2 separate regions of the Mus musculus genome follow, and region 1 is linked to region 2. The links are chromatin loops, found by intact Hi-C in ENCODE. Cell type or tissue: heart. All regions are shown on one strand. Each heading gives the region's core, and the rest is flanking DNA. Links, peaks and the distances in the headings are about the cores only. Region 1 has its middle 37 kb from the start of Alg2. Region 2 overlaps Erp44 (endoplasmic reticulum protein 44).

Region 1 (10,031 bases), core at 4,794-7,293, 790 kb before region 2:
GAAAAGAAGGGCACCAGATAGCCAAGGAATGCTTAGAAGCGCCTAGCAATTGAGCCAATAAGGCAGGTTCAAAAATAAGCTAATGTGTGTGTGTGTGTGTGTGTGTGTGTGTGTGTGTGTGTGTCTTTCATTCACAGATCCGAGGGAACCTGGGTAGGGCTGGTAGTGTGGTCTTCCCAGAGCTTAAAGGAGGGTAGCAAAAACTATTTGCAACAGAGTGAGGCTGATATATATGCATATGCGTATATATGTATATACAAATATATTCATATATATACACACACACATACACACACATATGTATACCCCCACACACACATATATAAAATCTGGAGCTCCTTGTATAGATCAGGCTAGCCTCAAACTCACACAGACCCACCTGCTTATGTTATCTGAGTACTAGGATTAATAGTGTGCACTACCATGTCTGGGGGCTGATATCAAAGCATAAAGCATTGTTGTATTTATTGACTGTTGCCTAGTTGATGACTTGATCTCCTTTGTCGGGACAGGTTGTACCCTGCTCTCGGTTTCTATATGTTGTGTACAGCACTGGTTTTCCAGACTGAGCCTTGCCCTGAAAGACTGCTTTGTGTATGCAGCTTTAGTCACTGTCTTGAGTCTGGAGGACAATTCTGAACCTGAACACATGCCTGACACCATCTGTGTGGGACCAGCCACACAGCACAGACTGATGAATGACTTAGTTCTGGGAGTAGAAAAGGTGCTGCCATGTGAGTTTATTGCTATGAACCGGGAGTAGGGAACATGGGTATCAAAATTATATCAGTAAAAGCAGGCCTAGGAACTTGGAAGACAAGGAAAGGGTGCAATTCCCTCACCTGGATCCCATAATGAGGTGGACACCCAGTACCACAGGACTGTCATCTGGCCATCCAGGGTATGTGTGTGTGTGTGTGTGTGTGTGTGTGTGTGTGTGTGTGTGTGTTACTCGAATGTGTGGGGGACCAGCAGATGCACAACACTGACTGTCCCAGGGGCCTCAGCTTGGCTGCCTCTATTGTTGACACTGCCCGGTCATTGCCATCTGCCTGTCTACCTGCCCAGTCATCCGTTCATCTGCCCATTCCTTCACCCAGGCCTCGATTTCCGTCTAAGGCTGCAGCCAGACTACAACCGGCAGGAGCTTCGGTTGTAGCTGTTTGGTTGTCTTCACTAGAGACTGTGTTGTGTCTCTCTCAGCATCTCAGGCTCAGGTCTTCTGAAGCAGTCATGCTGTAACTTACATACATACATACATACATACATACAGACAGACAGACTGACTCTCTCTCTCTGTCTCTCTCTCTCTCTCTCTCTCTCTCTCACACACACACACACACACACACACACACACACACACACACACATTATACACTGTGAAGTGTGATGAGTGATCTAAGATATAAGATGAGTAATTAAGATCAAAATCAAGAATTCTCTGCTCAGCCACGGCTCTCAAGGAAAATATCTGACAAATTGCCGCCATTGAAACAGCTGTACCTTGAGAATCGATGTATTGCTATTCAGTCAATTCTGACACTACGGAAAGACACAATCACGCTTGTCTATGTTTCTCACGTGGTGTGTTCACAGCACTTTTTAATTGATATTTTTCTTTTGGACTATTACTTTTCTCAGTTTCTCATGTCAGTTTTTGTTTGTTTCTGAGATGGGGGTCTCACTATGTAGTCCTGGCTGGCCTGGAATCGTGGCACCATGAATGGTGTTTAACATGTATCCACCGGTTTTCTTCCCCTGTTATCTTTATACATGTGGCCTCATTAGCTTTAAAATCCTGACAGTGTTCCAGGCTGGGAGAGAATTGTTTAGGCGGAGCTGCCTTCCACCAAGAAGCCCTCACTGGCTCACTGCCTCATCTTGCTTCCTTCAGGCCTCTGGTTCCTCATGCTCTTCTACATTAGAACCTATGGATGTTGCTAGTGTTTTGTGTTGCTCTGAGGCAAACATCCCAGCTCCAAGAACAGTTGTGGGCTCTGCCAATAATTAGTTCAGGTTAATTATTACCAATAGCTAGATGTGTGTAGCTCAGGAGTCACCCCCCCCCCCAGCTAGAGCCTCTGGAGGTTTCCATTATGAGCCTATCCCCCCACCCCAGGGAGGTCTTAGCGTAATGAATTTTGCTATAATCACATTTAAGGATCTGGTCCCTGAGCCATGCAGTCAATCGCAGAATCGAGCACCATCTGGTTAGTTTGGTCACAGGATGGGAAGATAAGGCCTTAGGCCTCAGGTAAATGTATTGAAAAATAGCTGCCTCTGTTTTTAGGGGTGTGGTTCTATTACCAAGGGGAGAGGCCATCTGGGAGCTGTTTTGAAAAGAATACGCTGGCTTTCAGAAAATGGGAGTCCTCTCAGCCTCGATGGGAGCCTTAGCTTCACTTTCTGCTTCAACTCCCTAAAAGAGCAGCACAATTGGCACTGCTCATATTTAATGTGTTCATATTTAGTATAGAATCATCTGCTTATTTGTTCATTCATTCATTCATCAATCAATCATTCATTCAATCGGCAGGAGGCAAATCCCCACCACAGCAAGGCAAAGGCTGGGGTCCCCAAGAACGAGTGGGGACCCTGCACTATGCAAATCAAGGGGCTCCTGGTTAGTGTAGAAGAAGCTGATTTAGTGAGCCAGTGGGTGGGCAGGGAAGGAACAACAGGGAGCGCTGAGAGCTGCAGAAGAGAAGAGCCCACCCATCACTGAAAGGCAGCCCTAGTCCATGTTTCTCAACATGGTGGCCCGCCCACAGCCTTCAGAGTTTCAAGAAATGTCAGAAATCCAGATGTAGTGTTGGTCGACTGGAAATAACATCTTCATCTTAAAATCGTGGCTCATATTTTTATTGAGCATCTTCTTGGCAAACAAACAAACAAAAAACAAACAAACAAACACCACATTTCAGTGCACCAGATTCGTGGCACAGACGGCAAGCTGTACCACAGACATACCCTTGTGGAGCCCCGGGACATTCTATTTCATAGGCCCACCTATAAAGAAGACTGAATGAATTCTTCCTACATCAGAAACCAAATAAAGGGAAGGATATTTGGAACTGAGGGACGTCCACACTAGAAGCCTGCCTCAGTGGCTATCCAGCCTCAGTGGCACGTGCTTAAGCGTACGTGCTCTCAAAGCCTCCTGCAAGCTAAGGTTAAAAAAAGATGTTCAGTTCCCCCGAGAGGGTTTGGATGAATGAAAGAAAAGCCTTTATGAATAGATACTTGAAGCTAAGACCCTGCACTGGGTTTAACTTGCTTCCCTCAGCTCAATAATTCCTTCCCAGGGGATTGTGGGTAACAAGAGTGGGCACCGTAAGTGATGCTGTGCGAATAGGTGAAAGAACCCAGGACCAAGTGGCTGATGGGTAGCCGCACTGGAAGGAGTTCAGCAGGCTTTGCAGTCCCACAGACGTGCAGAACACAGCAGAGAAGGGTGGGAGCTGGGTCGTCGGGACGGGGGCGGTGTGTGTGGGGGGTGGGGGCGGGGGGCGAAGCTTCCAGCTCAAAACAGCTGGGAAACTCTGGATTGGTCCAAGCTCACGAAGTTGATTGAATTGCAGCGAAGTTTGTGCTCAATACTGTGCTCCTTTGCCTTGTGAATTCATTTTCCTCTAAGGAGATTATCTCCAAGCTTATCCAATGCTAGAACTCAGAGAATCCCTGAGGGTAGGCGTCACAGGGAGGAAACCGTGTGAGACAGTGATGGAGTCAATTGCTTTCTGCCATCTTGCTTTCCCAAAAGCATCGTGTATGGTCCACCTACGCCGGAATCTTCTCCTCGTGGATCCAGAATCGCTGAGTCACCCTCTCAGGCCAAGCTCTGACTTAAACATTTTGCTAAGCTCTCAGAGTCGCTTTCCGCCTCTCTAAAGTTTGGGGTCCACTGGGTGGCAGAACCCAGCCTCCACCTTACCAACACCACGATGGCTCGATCAATTCCCAACCAGGCTCTTCCTCCTGGGCCCCTCAAAACTCATTTCTCTCCCCGCCGCTCGCTCGCCGATCATTTCTCCAGCCCCGTTCACACAGCTGGCATTTATCTTTATTGCTGCTCTGTTTATTGATTTAGGGCCATCTCTGCAATTCGTCAAGCCTCGATCCCATTTTAATCTGGGCCTCCGAAGTGGCAAAGATCCCTTCCAGCTTCAGCGCTTGCAGAAATGTGATTAGCTGAGGCTCCCTTCCATCCTTCAAGCCATTAATGGAAATAGTAAATGGTCCCGGTTTGGCACGAAGGTCTTCCGGGTCTCTGGGGATGTATGAGTCCCTCACGCGTCACCAGCTCTGCCTGGACAGTGGCTCCCCACCGTCATGCACATTTCAGTGGTGGATTGTTGCTTCCCTATTACGAATCTATGCAGAAATCCTAGTTATTAATTAGTTCACTCATTCAATATAAACACTCAAGGGGAAATATAACCTGAGGTCGTGTCATTTTCCCTCTCATAAATGGTTTGATGACCTCAGGGAGAGGGAGTCTATGGGAAGGACATGTGCAGAAAAGCATGCTTCCGCCAGGGGTGGTGACTCACACCTGTAATCCCAGCACTGGGGAGACTGAGGCAGGGGGACAGCTGAGAGTTCCAAGTTGGTCTCAGGTATCTCCTACCTCCTAAGTGGTTTTCATAGACAGGAGCTTGGCTTTTGCGAAGCACACATGACAGACAAAGCTCACTTCCCAGGTTTTCCTCATGAAGGCCAGAAAGCAACTGTGCCACTCACTTTAATCTCTCTTTCTTATTAATTTATTTATTCACTTTGCATCCTGATCAACCCCCTTCCTCCACTCCCCCCAGTCTCACCCTTACAAATCCCTCTCCCCCATTACTCCCTCATCTTCTCCTTAGAGAAAGTAAAGCCCCCTGGGGTACCACCCCACCCTGAGACATCCAGTCCTAGATGGACTACACACCCCTTTTCCTGAGGACCAACCAGGCAGTCCAAGTAGAGGAAGGGGATCCAATGGCAGCCACAGGGTCAGACAGCTCAGTTGTTAGGGGACCCACATGAAAACCAAGCTGCACATCTGCTACAAGTGTATAGGGAATCTAGGTCCAGCCCACTGGTTAGTGGTTCGGTCTCTGTGAACCCCCACAGGCCCAGGTTAGTTGTGGTGTCTTTGACCACTCCGGCTGGCTTAATCCTATCCCCTACTCTTCCACAGGACTCCCCACAGGCCACCTGATGCTTGTGTCTGCTTCCATCTGCTCCTAGGTAAAGCCTCTCAGGAGACATATGTCTCCCCTTTTCAATAAGGTAGTATGAAATACAGAGAAAGTATATGTGAAGCACCCTAAGGGGCAGGGCAGAGGGAGGGAGGATGGCAGTGTTCCCACTCCGGCAGGCTGTACGAGCAGGGAGCTTCCCCGGGGCTGATTCTCTTGGAAGCCCAGCCCTAGAGAAGACACGCTGGACTGGTGTTTCCCATAATACTCCTGGGAGAGGGGAACATTGGACAGGCAGGCAGAGAAGCAAGCTCTGGAGCACGGTGCCCAGCTTCCCTGTGGCCTCATTCATACACCTGCCACACAGTGCCAGGAGACCTGGCGTTAAGGAGCCACCTTTCTCAAAGGAGCCCGATCCTCATGGAGATTGCCGCTGCTCTGAAAATATAGCGGGCGTGGCCATCCTCTCAGCTGACACACCCTTTGACCCCTTTGAATGCTTGGAGCTGGCAGATGCCTAGAGCTGAGGACACTTACATGTATGTTCAAACAAGTATAAGAAGCTGCACCCCCCGCCCCCTTCAGACAGAGCAGAGATGAACCAGAAGGCCCCCCGCCCCCATCTCCAGCAAAGGCGGGACAAGCCAGCTGCCTGGAGGAGGGGCATAAGAGTCAGTTCCCCACGGACGACTTCGTTGACAGCTGAAGGGTGAGGTGGAGCGACAAGGAGACACTCGCTCACCCTTCACCCCTCATGAGTGCTGGGGCAGCGCTGCTGGCTGGTCATTTCCCAAAAGCTTGCCAAAACAAGCGACATAAATCAAATTTTCATTTCATTCCTTCAGGCTCGACCCTTCCGTCAGGCACTCAACAGCTGCCTCCTGAGCAGATGTACAGCTCATTAGTCTATCGTGCCGCTAGAGCCAAGTCCAGGACCCCAACCCCCATTCCGGGGCGGGGGTTGGGGGGGGGGCGGTAGGGAAGGACGCTAGCAGCCTTTGTTCTTCCACTGTCGAGCACTTCGCATATCAGCCACCAGGGGGCGAAAGCTGCACATACATCGTTGGTTCCCAGAGCCAGCTCAACCCTACAACCCTCTCGCCTGGCGTTTGGAAGGCGATCAGGGAGGGATGGTGAGACCTTCCTCTACCTCCAGAGCTTTTCAAGCCTTTAACGTGTAGGAATATCTTGTTTGGTGCGAGGATGCTTGGTTTAGGCAGACAGAACTGGATTCAGATGCCTGGTCTGATGCTCTCAGCCTTTGGGCCTTCATGATGAAATGTGATGGTATCGCTTGCTGTGGGACCCCACCCGGTGATCCTGAGGCTAACGTGAGGCAGATGAAGTGAGGAGCAGCTAAGCATCGTGACAAGGAAGTTCTCTAGGGACATAGAGTGCATGCAATTTCTCATGTCTTTATTTTCTCTTACTATGTCTCATTAACCACACATTTAAGCCTCTTATTTAATATAGATGAACAGAATCATATTCAGAATATCTCTGTGTTCTCTGTCTCTCTCAGACACACGCACGCACACACACACACACACACACACACACACACACACACACACACACACACACACGTCTCTGTCTCTCCAGGGCTGGAGATAGAAACCAGGGCCTTGCACATGCTCAGTAATTACTCTACCATTGAGCTATGTTCTCAGAGTCGTCTTTCTTCTCTAAAACAAACCAAGCCAAGAAGCGCCATGTGTTTATCTGTAAATCAACATGTCTATAAATCGATTCCACCAGTTGTCCCCATCCTTAAGTGTGGAGTCCAAGAAGCAGCAATAGGTTGGAGAGTGAAGCTGTTTCTGTTGTGCCTGTGGCTCACCCGTTCTCTCCCTTGTGGACCTGTGGTCCTCTCCCTACTCTACCCAGGATCCTCCCCTCCCCCTGCTTCCTTTGCTGCTGCGACTCAAGGTGGAGTCGCCTCCGCTACCCCCACAATTCTGACATTAGCAACCTGCCCCAGGTGACTTTCTAAAGGGAGGTGGGTTCCTGCCACATTCTCCTTGGAGGCATCACAGTTGCGTTTTGCCTGTTGACAAAGCTTGACAGCAGGCATCCAGGCCCTTAGAGCTGCATGTACTGGCTTCAAAGCCTGTGCCTGGCTCTTGGTTATGTGCTGTACACTCACAAGGCTGTAATCGCCTTCATAGCTATCTTGAGACATGGGGTCACATTATCAGCTTCAATTTGTAGTTAGAACTGGGCACTGAGAAGTGACCCTCTTGGTAATCTAGGGAGGAATAGAAGGGACAGCAATCTGAGACTTCCCCAAGTCACAGGACAATGTAATGCTATGCCTAGTGTCACCTTGCTTAGACGTACTGAGCCTCCTCCCAAGCAGCAGAATTCATGGTTCCTTCCCCCATGTTTTCCAGGAGCCCTGGTTATGTGCAAGACATTTTACCAGGTGTCACTCTGCCTCTGCTACTAGGATGGAATGGATTCAAGCACAGAACCAGAAAGGAACACTCAGAAAATTCTGACTACATCAAATCCTCTTTTATCTAGTAGTTTTACTGAACCATGCCTCCCATCCCACGCCCTAAACCTACCATTAGCCTCTATGCAGCTGGACTGCTGTGATTTCAATTTTGAATGCACCCCAAAGGCCTGTGTGTTAAAAGCTTGGTTCCTGGTGTGGTGCTGTTGGGAGATGGGGGAACCTTTAGGAGGGCAGGGCCGAACGAGAGATCTGCAGGTCACCAAGCTCTGCAACTTGTCCCTTTGCTTCCTGCCCATGAGGAGGTGGTTTTGTAGCATCGTGTGTTCCCGCTGTGATGCGCTGCTGCTTGTCACAGGCCTAAGGGATGAGCTAGAACCTCCACACCGGAGCTAAAATAAAGTTGGTTATCTGGGCTTGTCTGCCACAGCGCTAGAGAGTTGACAACCTCATGGGCTCTGCACATGCCGCAACCTGTTCAAGCTAAATCTCCTAGGGCAGAGCTCTTTGTGGATAGATCTGAGGTCCATCCTGGGCCCAACTGTGGCCTCCCTCTCTAGACCAAATCTCTCTCTGTGTACTGGCCTGGCTAGTCATTTTGCTCGGTGTACTGGTCTGGCTAGTCACTTTGCTTAAGAGAGCCTCTTACCTTCTGCCTGCCGCCCATCACCTTCTTATCCCAGGCAGGGGGCTGTTCTCAGCTTTGCTCTCACTGTCTGCCCCGTTGCACAGCCACTTTCAGCCCCAGAGGGGGCAAAGGAGCTGTTCTATAGGCAGAGGCAGATACATATTCAAAAGCAAGTGGGACAGTAACAACTTACATGGTGCCGTAATGATCCACACGGAAATATTCCCTCGCCTCTTGGTGAAATTGTCATTCCGAACCACGGAATACATTAAGTTTTATGATCTCCCCGCGTCTTTGGGGAATATAAATCTGGAAACATCATCTTCATATGACAAGGCAAAGAGTCCCTGGGGACTCAAGATGTTTGAGAACGTTAACTGAGAATCAGAAATAGTTGGCGATTAATATTGGGATTTTGTTTATGGGCACAAATAAATCCCAGGTCTAGGGCTGACCTCTAAAAATCTGCCTATGACAAAAATTCTGAAGGCAAATGATGGGGCAGGAAACAATCTGAATTTAAAGAAGGGATTGGGGGGGGGGGCTGGGCGGCAGTGTTTAGAAGCTCATCTTTTCTGACTGTACATTTGAATTCTGTGCACACCGCCATAGTCACCGACTGAAATAAAGATGATAGAAGGTAGAAATTTATATCAGCGGTCTATAGTCAGGCAAGCTTTGTGACTACATGGGGTGAACCGGGAGTACTCTTTTCAAGGCTCGTTGAGGGAGGCTCCTTACTCTTCTTTCACCACTAAAATGAAGACCCAGTGGCCATCTGGGCAGTAAAGGGACACGGGAGGATACGCTGGCACGCTGAACCTTACTGCGTCTTACACCCAGAAACGGAGGTGAGGAGTGAGTCTTCATGGAATGAGTCAGCTTGGCGTGTGAAAGCATCCTTTCTGTCTCCTGCTTTCCGTCTCCAGCTCTTGCCTAACCAGAACCAGCCAGGCTCTTCCTGGGCCTGGAGCCCATCCGGGAATACTCATGACTTCTAGATGACGATGACTGCCTAAGCTGGATATGGGGGCGCATGCCTGTAACCACAACACTTGGGAGGCTGAGGCTGGAGGACTGAGTTCAAGGTCAGCCTTGCCTACCATGAGACCATGGATCCAAAAAGCAACAAACAAAAACAAATGTGGAGAAATATGACGGTGGAGAAATATGACGGTGGAGAACAAGGTCATTAAAACTGGCAAGTGTGGCTCACTCTTTGTGTTTCTCTTCATTCACCCGCCAGTCCCCTCTACAGCCTTTCTCTAACCTGCCTGGCACAGCTAAAGACACAGAACGACCACTGAATCTAATAATAAAAATAAAATCAAGTCTCTCCACCTACTAATATCTGTGTGAGAGAGTAAAGACCCAGTTTTAAGTCACCTGCAAAAAAAGCACCCCAACTAACTACTTACTAAGGAAACACACTTTGCCTGTCATTGAGATTTAACCTTGACTTTTCTAAGAGTTTGGCATCTAACGAGAGCTAGTTGTTCTCTGTCCTGAGATGCCCTGGCCTCTCTTTTATCTTCTGGAAGGCCTGGATCCTTGCACCTTCAACATCCTTTCCCAGTCTGGTTACCTGCTGCTCACACTGCAAGCCTCTATCTTGGAGCAGACCTCATGGATAAGAGCAATTTGATGGGAGAAATACATATGTTCTAAGCTTGAAAAGCTATGTAAGAGAGCTGATACTGTACACGCACACACACACAAACACACACGCACGCACACATATGCACACGCACACATGCAT
Region 2 (10,031 bases), core at 2,672-5,171:
GAAATATAAATAAATAACAAATAAAACACACACACACACACATACACACACACACACACACACACACACACACACACACACACACACATACACACACACACTGATGCCAAGAAGCCCTTGCTGACAGGAGCCTGGTAGAGCAGCCCCCTGAGAGGCTCTGCTAGAGCCTGATCAATAGATATGCAGATGCATGCAGCCAAACATCAGACTGAGTGCAAGGACCCAAATGGAGAAGTTAGGACAAGGACTGAAGGAGCTGAAGGGGTTTGCAACCTCATGGGAAGAACAACAATATCAACCAACCAGACCCCCCCTGCCCCCTGAGCTCCTAGGGATCAAACCACCAACCAAAGAATATACATGGAGGGACCCATGGCTCCAGACTCATGTGTAGCAGACGATGGCCTTGTCAGGCATCAAAGGGAGTGGGGAGGCCCTTGGTCCTGTGGAGGCTGGATGCCCCAATGGAGGAGAACACTAGGGCACTGAAGCCAGAGTGGGTAGGCAGGTGGGGAAGCACCCTCATAGAGGTGAGGGGGGGGGGAAAGATGGGGGTTTGTGGAGGGAAAACTGGGAAGGGAGATAACATTTGAAATGTAAATAAATAAAATAACCAATAAAAAACCCACACATATATAAAACAACACACACACACACCACACACACACAAGCTCTCACCAAGCAAACAGAACAGTTTTTAAGAGTTACAGAGGCAATCTATTGACTGGAAAATATATGTAAGTTAACACTGAACAGAGTCAACACTCAAAATGTATAAAGAATTCAAAAAAGTATACTGTGAAAATACAAGTAACTCAATTGAAAAGTGGGTAAAAGATCTTAATAGATAGTTCACAAAAGTAGGTCTATGTAGGTATATGGGGGAAATGCCACCACCACCAACCATGGGGGAACTGTAACTTAAAACCACAAGGAGAGACTAAGACCCTAAAGAAAGAAATATTGTATTACCTCAAAAGGAGCAGAAAACCATTCAATAAAATTCAACATCCATTCACACTTCAGAAATAGAAGTGAATGGCTTCCTTTATCTGAGAAGAAGATATTTAAATAAATACCAAATAACTTGATGAAACACTAAAAGCTTTTGCCACTGATGTCTGCTTAGACTTTTAGTGTAATATGCTGGCAGGGGCATATTTACATTTTAAAGAACAAGCACGCCAATCTACAGCAGGTGCTTCACTGCCACACATCTACTGCTTCACTATAATAACTAGCAAAAATTGAACATTTTTTAAAAGTATATTTTTAAAGATATCAAAAATCACAAAAGCCACAATGACTAAAGAAACTGAAATGTCCCCCAAAGAAAAGACCCTTTCTAGATAGCCAAGATCACAGCCACATTCTTCCCTAGAGGTTTCCTTTTAGAAATTAAATCGGCAGTTGCAGTTTAGGACTCGGTGTTACTCCTGCAAAAGCAAAAGAGACAGAAGCCATGAAGCCTTTCCCAGACAACACTCCTGGCCCAGCAGAGGAGCCTGCGAGGGCCTAAGACACAAAGCATAGTCTCAACGGGCACTTACTGAGTGCTAGGGCAACCCAGGAGACTGAGGGTGGGTGTGGAGGAGAAGCAGGCAGAAAACAGAGGAGGGCTGCTCTAGCCTGGGGTGCTTAGGGGACAATGTTTACTCAGGCAAGGAACCTGTAACCCTGAGTCAGGATCACACACTGCCACCAGGCTTGACAGATTTTGGAGTCCCATATAGACAAGAAAGCACTTTGAGGTTAAATACATTTTGGGTTGTTTTTTAACAGGGTCTCACCATGCAACCCAGGCTGCCCTCAGATTTGCTATGTAGCCAGATTAGCCTTGAACTCATGATCCACCAACTTGTATGCACCATCATACCTGGCAAGATCATGGGTTTTTATGACAAACTAGGAGAGAGGTACTTGTAACATACACAAGAAACAAATGATCATATGGATAAAAAGAAAGAAAGAGAACTGCATTTTAAAAGGACCATCAAAAAAAATAAGTGAACTAAAGAAATTGTTCAATTTATGAATCACAGATGGCCAATAAACATAAAAACATGCTCAGCTGTCATCAGGAAGCTATTGATTAAACTACCAGATGAAGGTTTTTGTCCACCACATTGGCAAAACCAAAACTAAATCCTCAAAATCTATACTGAAAATATCAAGCCCTACAAAGACCCTGTCCTGTACAACTTAAGTGTATAGTCAGAGTTAATATAAATGAGGTGAGTGTCTAAGTTTCCAGCAAGGGGTGAACATATCTGGTCTTTATTTTACTCCTACCAAGGGTCTGGCAGAAAGGATTTGTGACAGACTAGCACAAAAATGACTAGTCTAATAGGAGTAACCGTTTTATTTTAAATTTGCAATCTAAGAACCAGTTTGAAAATGAACAGTAAAAGATTCTACTAGAGACAATATAATGTTTTCAATTTTCTTTTTGTAAAATAACATCTTAATTAGTTCTTTGAGAATTTCATACAATGTATTTTGATCATTTTCACCCCTCTCCCATAACTTCTCCTAGATTCTCCCCAAGCCCTACCTACCTAACCAAACTGCATTCACAGTTTTGGTCTCTCTTGTTTTCCCCTTTTAACTTTCTAAACCTGATAAATCAATGAGTGTAATGAAAACTTAATACACTAAAAGAAAAAGGTTTTATACAGCAGAGGATACTAAGATCAGAGAGACCCTGAGGGCCTGCAGTTCTATTAACAGCATTTGAATGCTATCCTGTCTGTGATAGCTTGGCCAGATAGCTATGGGGTTGGACTTTGAAAATATTCACCCAGCAGGAACAGAAGTACTGTAAAGAACTGCTGCCCGACTCCTGATATAGGCTGCCAGAGCCTGTTTCCATACTCTGTCATTATAACCATCAGGCTGCCTTAAAAATCTGGTTATGAAGAAAAAAGTTACCTAATATTTGAAGACTATTAGGGGACTAGTCAGTGAGTTAATTCTCAAACATCACGGTAGCAGGTGTGCTGCACAATGAGGTAACTTTTAATTATTAAGAAGAAAAACCCTTAAAATTACATTGATCAGTAAGTCCAGACATAAAGGTGACTTTTCATAAGCTTTGGCCAAACGTGATTTTAAAATAATTACAGCTTAACATTTTAACAATGTAACAAAGAATGACTTCAGGGGTATAATAAATGCTTTTTAAAAAATTAACTAGATAGATCAAATGTTAAAATGGATGTCAAAGGAATTAGAAATTTCAGGAGGTTAATAACTTCATGACTAGAAAATTAGCATGTACTTTGCTTCAATGGTCACTAAGTTTTCCTTGATGAATTCCTCCTACCTGTCTCACAATACCCAGGAGGGTTCCAAATAGGGCAAGTATGTCATCTCTTGTCCCAGCTATGGCCCACTACTATTATCCAGGTCAGTCCAAGGAGGCATATGGTTTCATCAGAAGGTTCTCACTGCAGAACCCAGGAGAAGGACAACTGCTGTTTCCGTATCTCTTCCTATTCTCAAACCATAGTGCCCTAAAACAAGCATCCTCCCCAAGAAACACCATCAAATAAAACTCCAGACAGAAACATTAAGTGACCTTGAGGCTTACTTTCCCCGAGTAATGCAGTGCTGGGTGGTTTTCTATATAGTTGTTTATTTTCCAACTATTTTTACCGGGACCAACAGAATTCTGTCTTACACACATGAGCTAATTATATTTTTTGCGTTCTTTATGCAGGATTTATGTACAGGTCTCATAAAAGCTTAATTTTAAATAAGGAAGGTTCAAGTAGCACTGGAAGACAGACAGGTAAGAGTAACTTGAGCATATGGTAGCATATTGTCTAATTCAAGGACAGAGAGCATTCCAAAAAATGCTCATGGGAGGGTAGATGATTCTGCACTGACCAACAAACACTGAGTGTCCCTGCTTAATGCCATACAGACTGTAGCCACTGGAGGTCAGTAGAGAACCTGGTCCCACCAGGGGCAGACGGACAGGACCTTCCATAGGGAAAGGCAGCACTAACATCAGAATGGTGAATTCTATTCCCACACTCTCAAATGAGGAGACTGCAGATGGCATGGATTCATGTTCTGCAGTACAGGCAAAAGTATGTTTGAAGCATGTGCATACACACATATACGTGGAGATACAAAATATGCATATTTGACAAATGCTTTTAGAAAAAAACTATAAAGAAAACTAATCACTTGTAATCCAGCCACCATTATTAACTATTCCTAGTCTCTACAGAAAAACCACTATTAATATTTTAGTTTTTATCTTGCTGACCTTGAATAAAACCTACTTAACTAGCAATGACGTTTTAATTGAGAATAAAGCAAATTCTCCAGCCAGTCAAACAGGCAAGTGTGCAGTCAATCACTGCATGGAGACATGTAAACGCTGACTCAGCTGGCATGAGTCACACGAGATCCTGAGTGCATTTCCCTTCCTTGTAAGACACACAATACTTTCTGCATGTGGAGATAAAATAGTTCCTTATAATCAATGAAGTTAGATGTGGAAAAGTACAGAAGAAACTCCTCACATGTACTGTTAGAGACCTGAGATAACCAATTTAAAGTACCAGTGTACCTGTCATGCTCCAGTTATTGGTGGGCATTCAATAATCCATTCATCTATTCAATTACCACAAGTGAACAAGTCTACCTGCTAGATACCAAAGTTGGTAAAGATCACTACAGAGGTGAGGCCCATAGTCTTACAAGGCTCACATTTTACTGATTTATTTATCGAGACAGTATTTTACTATGTATCCTAGCCTGGATGCATAGCCTGGACTCCCCAGTGTAGGCTAATAAACTATATGGCTGGCCTTGAACCCAGAGATTCATCTGCTTTTGCCTCCGAAATGCTGAGGCTGAGCATAAGTGCCACCACACCTGGCCTTCTATTTTATTGCTACCACTGTAACTAATGTAACTACTTCCAATATTACCCCTGTCTACACAGGACAAACTCTTAGAAAAGCCTTAAAACCCCCAACAAATAGCATATACACCAAAACCATGTTTCAGTGTGGAGTTCCTTGGTATAGTATAAGAAGCTGTGATTCTTGCCACCCCATCTAAGGAATACACAACAGCATATATCCTGATTAGAGATGTAGTTTCCCAAGTCCTTTAGACAGAGAAGAGGAGGAAAACTGTCAGAATAATGGCAAAAACAAGACCTGACATCCTGCTCTTCCGTAGGACCAGTAAGACTACCTGTTCCTGTCGGCTCGGGGACAGAGACAGTTGGGACTGAGTTCAATTTCTGTTTCTTTTCTAGTAGTCATGCCTTCATTTTCCTTTTTCTCTCCCTATTTTCCTTATAGTTCATTCATTTCCTACAATGAGTATAGCAAATGAAAAATTTTAGGAGCTTAAAAGTGAAATATAAGTTCTACATTGGGGTTGCAATAAAATGAAACAGTAGGTGGGCTTCCTGATGGAAGTCCAGCTCATGTGCTAATAACCCTTTCAGCTGCACAGAGGAGAGCAGACAGAGATAAACAAGGGTGTGTGCAGGTCATTCCTGAAACACAAGTGCCGACTGGGTGGAACTACTCCACCTCCCAAGTCCTCAGCACGGAACTGAACCTTTCACACAATGTCCTTACTAAGAAGGGTACATAAGGAAGTGAGGTTAAAGGCAGAACAGAAGGCTGCCTGAGTTGCCAGTGGGTAGGAGAGGAGCTCCACGGAAAAGCAAGCAGCAAACCAAGTGAGTGGCTCCTGGAATATGCACTGAAATGAATTTTCAAGATAAACCAACAAACAGTCTTCTAGAGAAGACTTCCCCACCTGTTTTTAGAGATGAGTAGGTGCACTGCCTTCCCAAGAACGTCTTTAAAATACCCGTGTGATGCTTCATTTTTTTTAAATGGCATTTTATTTCTATACTGGCTTGGCTTGTAATTCTGTTGTTTCTCAACTTTATAATCTCACCTCATCATCAATCTTAAAGTGGGCTGATTAGAAAAGTGAAGATAGCATTTACAAATATTTCCCCAAATGGACTGTGCAAGATTCAGCTCAGAGAGATGTCACCTTTACGCATACCTGCCACACCATAGTGAGATCTTCCTCACACGCTTACCTGTCACCACACAGCTTGAGCTTACAGCGGAAGTACTACTTTTCCTTCAAGTTTATATCATATCCTGAGAGGCTTCCTTCCCTACCCCATCAGAGTAAGCTATGCTTATCAATATAATGCATCACATAATTAACACTGCCCCTTCAGAGAAGTTAAAACAGCATACAAGTGTATTTTGCTATATCTCTAGGACCAGTCACATGTCATTACAGAGAATTGGCACTTATGCTCTGGTTGAGTAAATACCACTAGCTAATTCAAAAGACTGTGGTGACCATAGCTGAGGCAATGTATGTAAGAACAAGCTGAACTCCACATGAGCACTCAATGAGCAGGCTCACCAGTTCATTTAGCTAGAAACTTTTCACAGGAGCCTCTCCAATACACACCACTATGACTCTGGATGAGACGTCTGAGTGAAGCAGTTGAGTCAGAACAAGACAGACAGCGTGAAGCACAGTGACAGGCCAGAGCAGACTCCCAGAATACCTAACAGGAGACTAATAGAGTGAGTCGTGCAGAGTCAGGATGACATCTTGATTCTGCAAACACCTTGCTAGGAAACGGGTCCTCTGACTCCACAGAGTTAATCCCAAAGCACGAGCACATGAACTTGTCTGTGCAGGATATGGTAAGGAGACACTGACCACAGGAAGGAAAACTGACTTTATTTGTATAGAGCACAATTATTTTCACTAGAAAGCTATGCAAATTCTAAATAAAAACTGCTGGAATTAAATTTCAACACAAAGCAATACAAAAGTGTTAATTTTAATCCCTACATATTAACAAAAAATGCAAAATTTTAAAATTTAAAAGCCAAAGCCATTTATAAGAGTATCAAAAACTGAGACATAGTTAAAAATAAATCTTACATCAGGCAGTGGTGGCGCATGCCTTTAATCTCAGTACTCAGAAGGCAGAAGCATGCAGATCTCTGTGAGTTTGAGGCTAGCCTAGTCTACAGAGCAAGTTCCAGGACAACCAGGGCTATACAGAGAAACCCTGTCTTGAAAAATAAAAACAAGTCTCAAAAAAGATGTGCAAAGCCTCGGTGTGGGAGGAACCTAGACAAACCCAAACTGAAAAATATTCTACAAATTATATAACCAATACTTCTTGGAATTGTCTAGGTTCTGAAAAATAAAGATTTTTTTAAATGGCCATAAAGAGCCAAGATCTGACAAGTCACTACCGTAGCCTGGACTCAGTGGAGAGCTGGCCACATCTGTCAGAGCATACTGAGGGCACTGGCCACATCTGTCAGAGCATACTGAGGGCACTGGCCACATCTGTCAGAGCATACTGAGGGCACTGACAGAGTCCTCACATAAGATGGCAGCGGTAGAGCCAAGTAAGTAAGAAAACATACACATATGTGCGCACATGCAATCAATCTAAAAGTAAAATAGTCTAATGTAGGTTGTATGAGTATCAAAGTACTATATGTAGACTGGAAAATGAGAAAAAAATTGCTGAAGCTGAAAATATTTAAATACATTGAAAGATTAAGAATGTTTGTGGATCAAAAGACTTAAGATTACTACAATAGTAACTTTCCAAACTGCTCTCAATGCAGTTAACTCTAATTAGAAACCCAGGATCCCCCTTTGTTGTTAGAAACTAACAAGCTGTTTCTAGGATTCATGGAAATTCAATCCCACTAAAACAGTCAAAGCCACTCTGAAAAAACAAGCACAAAGTTGGAAGATTTATACCGCTTGTTTTCAAGACCTTCCATAAGCTGTAACAACTCACAACATGCAGGATGAGCAGACACTAGATCAACAGTACAAAAAGGACCAGAAATAGAGTCATAAGGACAGGGCCAGTTCACTTCAACAAAGCTGCTAAGGCAGTTAGTGACAAAGAGGCAGAGGTTTTTTGCCAACAAGTAATGACGGATCTGTCTGGCAACTAAATACAACAACAGATCACCTACCCACTTTAACTCATATATTGTTCCACATATAAAAGCTAACTCCAAATGAACAATGGGCATAAGTGGAAATGTTCATACTGTGAAATGTACTGAAGAAAACATGGCAGAAAAAATTGCAATATTGGGGGAGAACAGACAACTTAAGATACAAAATATAAAGTATGATCCATTAAAAATTAGTAAGTAGGATTTGATCAAAATTCAGTGATAACATGGGATCAGAAGGATGGTTCAGTGATTAAGAGTACTTATTCCTCTTGCAGAGGACTTGACCTCAGTTCCCCACACTTACATGGTGGTCTACAGACAGCCCTAACAACAGTTCTAAGAGATCTGTCTCCCTTTTCTGAACTCTACAGAAACTATACACACACATGGTCTGTCTGTCTGCCTGCCTGCCTGCCTGCCTGCCTGCCTGCCTGCCTGCCTACCTACCTACCTACCTACCTACCTACCTACCTACCTACCTACCTACATGAAGATAAACATTCATACACATAAAAAAAAATCTAAAAAAGATATTTTAAAATTCAGGACATGCCCTTGCAAAGCCATTTAAGCTCGGTATGGTGCCACAGGTCTACAACCCCAGCACTTTGAAAATTTAAGTAGGATGATTACAAATTCAAGGCTGGGCTATACATGTACAAAAATATATAAATGCAATGTGCTGAGTCTGTTGAGAATTTCTTGTATGAGTGATTTTAGGGTTGACCATCGGATGCTGAGCTACATATTAAGCCCCAGGGTAGCCTGGGCTACTTAGAGGGACCCTCTCAAACAAACAAACAAACAAACAAACAAACAAAAAACCAAAGGGCAATGGCTACAGCTACAACACAGCTCTTGTACCCAAAGTCCACGTGACACTGTAGAAGAGCAAACAGAAAAGTCGTAAAAACCAAAGGACTAGGAAGCCTGCTGTAAGATGGTCTCCTAGAAACAACAAGGAAGCTAGCTATACCTGATAGCTAGAGCAATATGGCTGCTAAATAAGACCTAAACATTGAAAACACCAAATGGACATACTATCATAGAAAGGGGATACTCATGGGACTCCACTCCTTAGACAAAGAGTTACAGGCAACTAATGACAGTTCAAAGAAGGAAAATTAGTCTTCCTCAGAGATGAGTTCCCTAATTGGTTACCCAGCATCAGATGGTCAACCCTAAACTCAACAGACTCAGCACATTGCACTTATATATTTTTGCACATATATAGGTAACAATAATTAAAGAAAAAGAGGCCATGAATGGGGTCTGGAGGAATTAGAGGGACAGAGGGTAGAGAGCGAAGGGGAAAATAAGCTAAGAATATTTTATGTTTATAAATGTGTCAAAGTGGGGAGAGGGGAGAAAGATGATTATAACCAAACCTGACACCTTGAGTTTAATCCCCAAGACTCACATGGTGGTAGGAGAGAACAGATTGCTCCAAGTTGTCCTCTGAACTCAATATGCATGTTATGGTATGCACAATACATAAAAAGAAAACAAATAAGTAGAATAAAAAAACTGAAAACAACAAAAAGCAATCCTGAACAAAGCTGAAGTATCACATATTTCCATATTTCAAGCATTATTTTACAGAGCTACAATAAAACTGTCTGACAGAAATCATGGTATTGAAGAGAGAACCTGGAAATAAAGCACCACATACACCATCGGCCACTGCCTTACAAGCAAGTCAGTACCATCTAATCAGAGCAGGAGGATAGCTCTTCAACAAATGGTTCCAGACAGCCTGGATATCTTATATGCTCAGAAATAAACCTAGACTTTACCTTACTCCACATATAAAAATTAAGTCAAATAGTACCAAAGACCTAAAGTAAGGCCTAAGATTGGAAAACTATTAAAGTATAGGAGAGCTTATTGACATTGAATTTGCTGGGATTTCTTAGCTACGATACCTAAAACATGGCCAAAAAAAAAAAAAAAAGTACAAACAGATAAATTAGACTACAACAAGATTGAGGGAACAAAACTATGCAT

What was found. Peaks named below come from ENCODE experiments on the same cell type or tissue, not always from the same donor. Only the 100,000 strongest peaks of a DNase experiment are listed, where the experiment ranks them.
Region 1: it touches region 2 in a loop (2.3-fold over the local background); 2 of 42 quality-filtered maps call a loop at or near these places.

The regions. Positions count from the first base shown.
Region 1 is chr4:47,431,963-47,441,993 of GRCm38, forward strand. No RefSeq gene overlaps it. Among named protein-coding and RNA genes, the nearest start is that of Alg2, 37 kb to the right of the region's middle. In heart, for the core only: a CTCF peak has its summit at 6,225 (motif pointing right); DNase peaks (open chromatin) are centred at 5,799 and 6,209; H3K4me3 peaks cover 1,411 bases; H3K27ac peaks cover 1,578 bases.
Region 2 is chr4:48,221,404-48,231,434 of GRCm38, forward strand. All of the region lies in intron 4 of Erp44 (endoplasmic reticulum protein 44), which reads right to left. Among named protein-coding and RNA genes, the nearest start is that of Mir1958, 13 kb to the left of the region's middle. In heart, for the core only: a CTCF peak has its summit at 3,927 (motif pointing right); no DNase peak of the experiment used is centred there.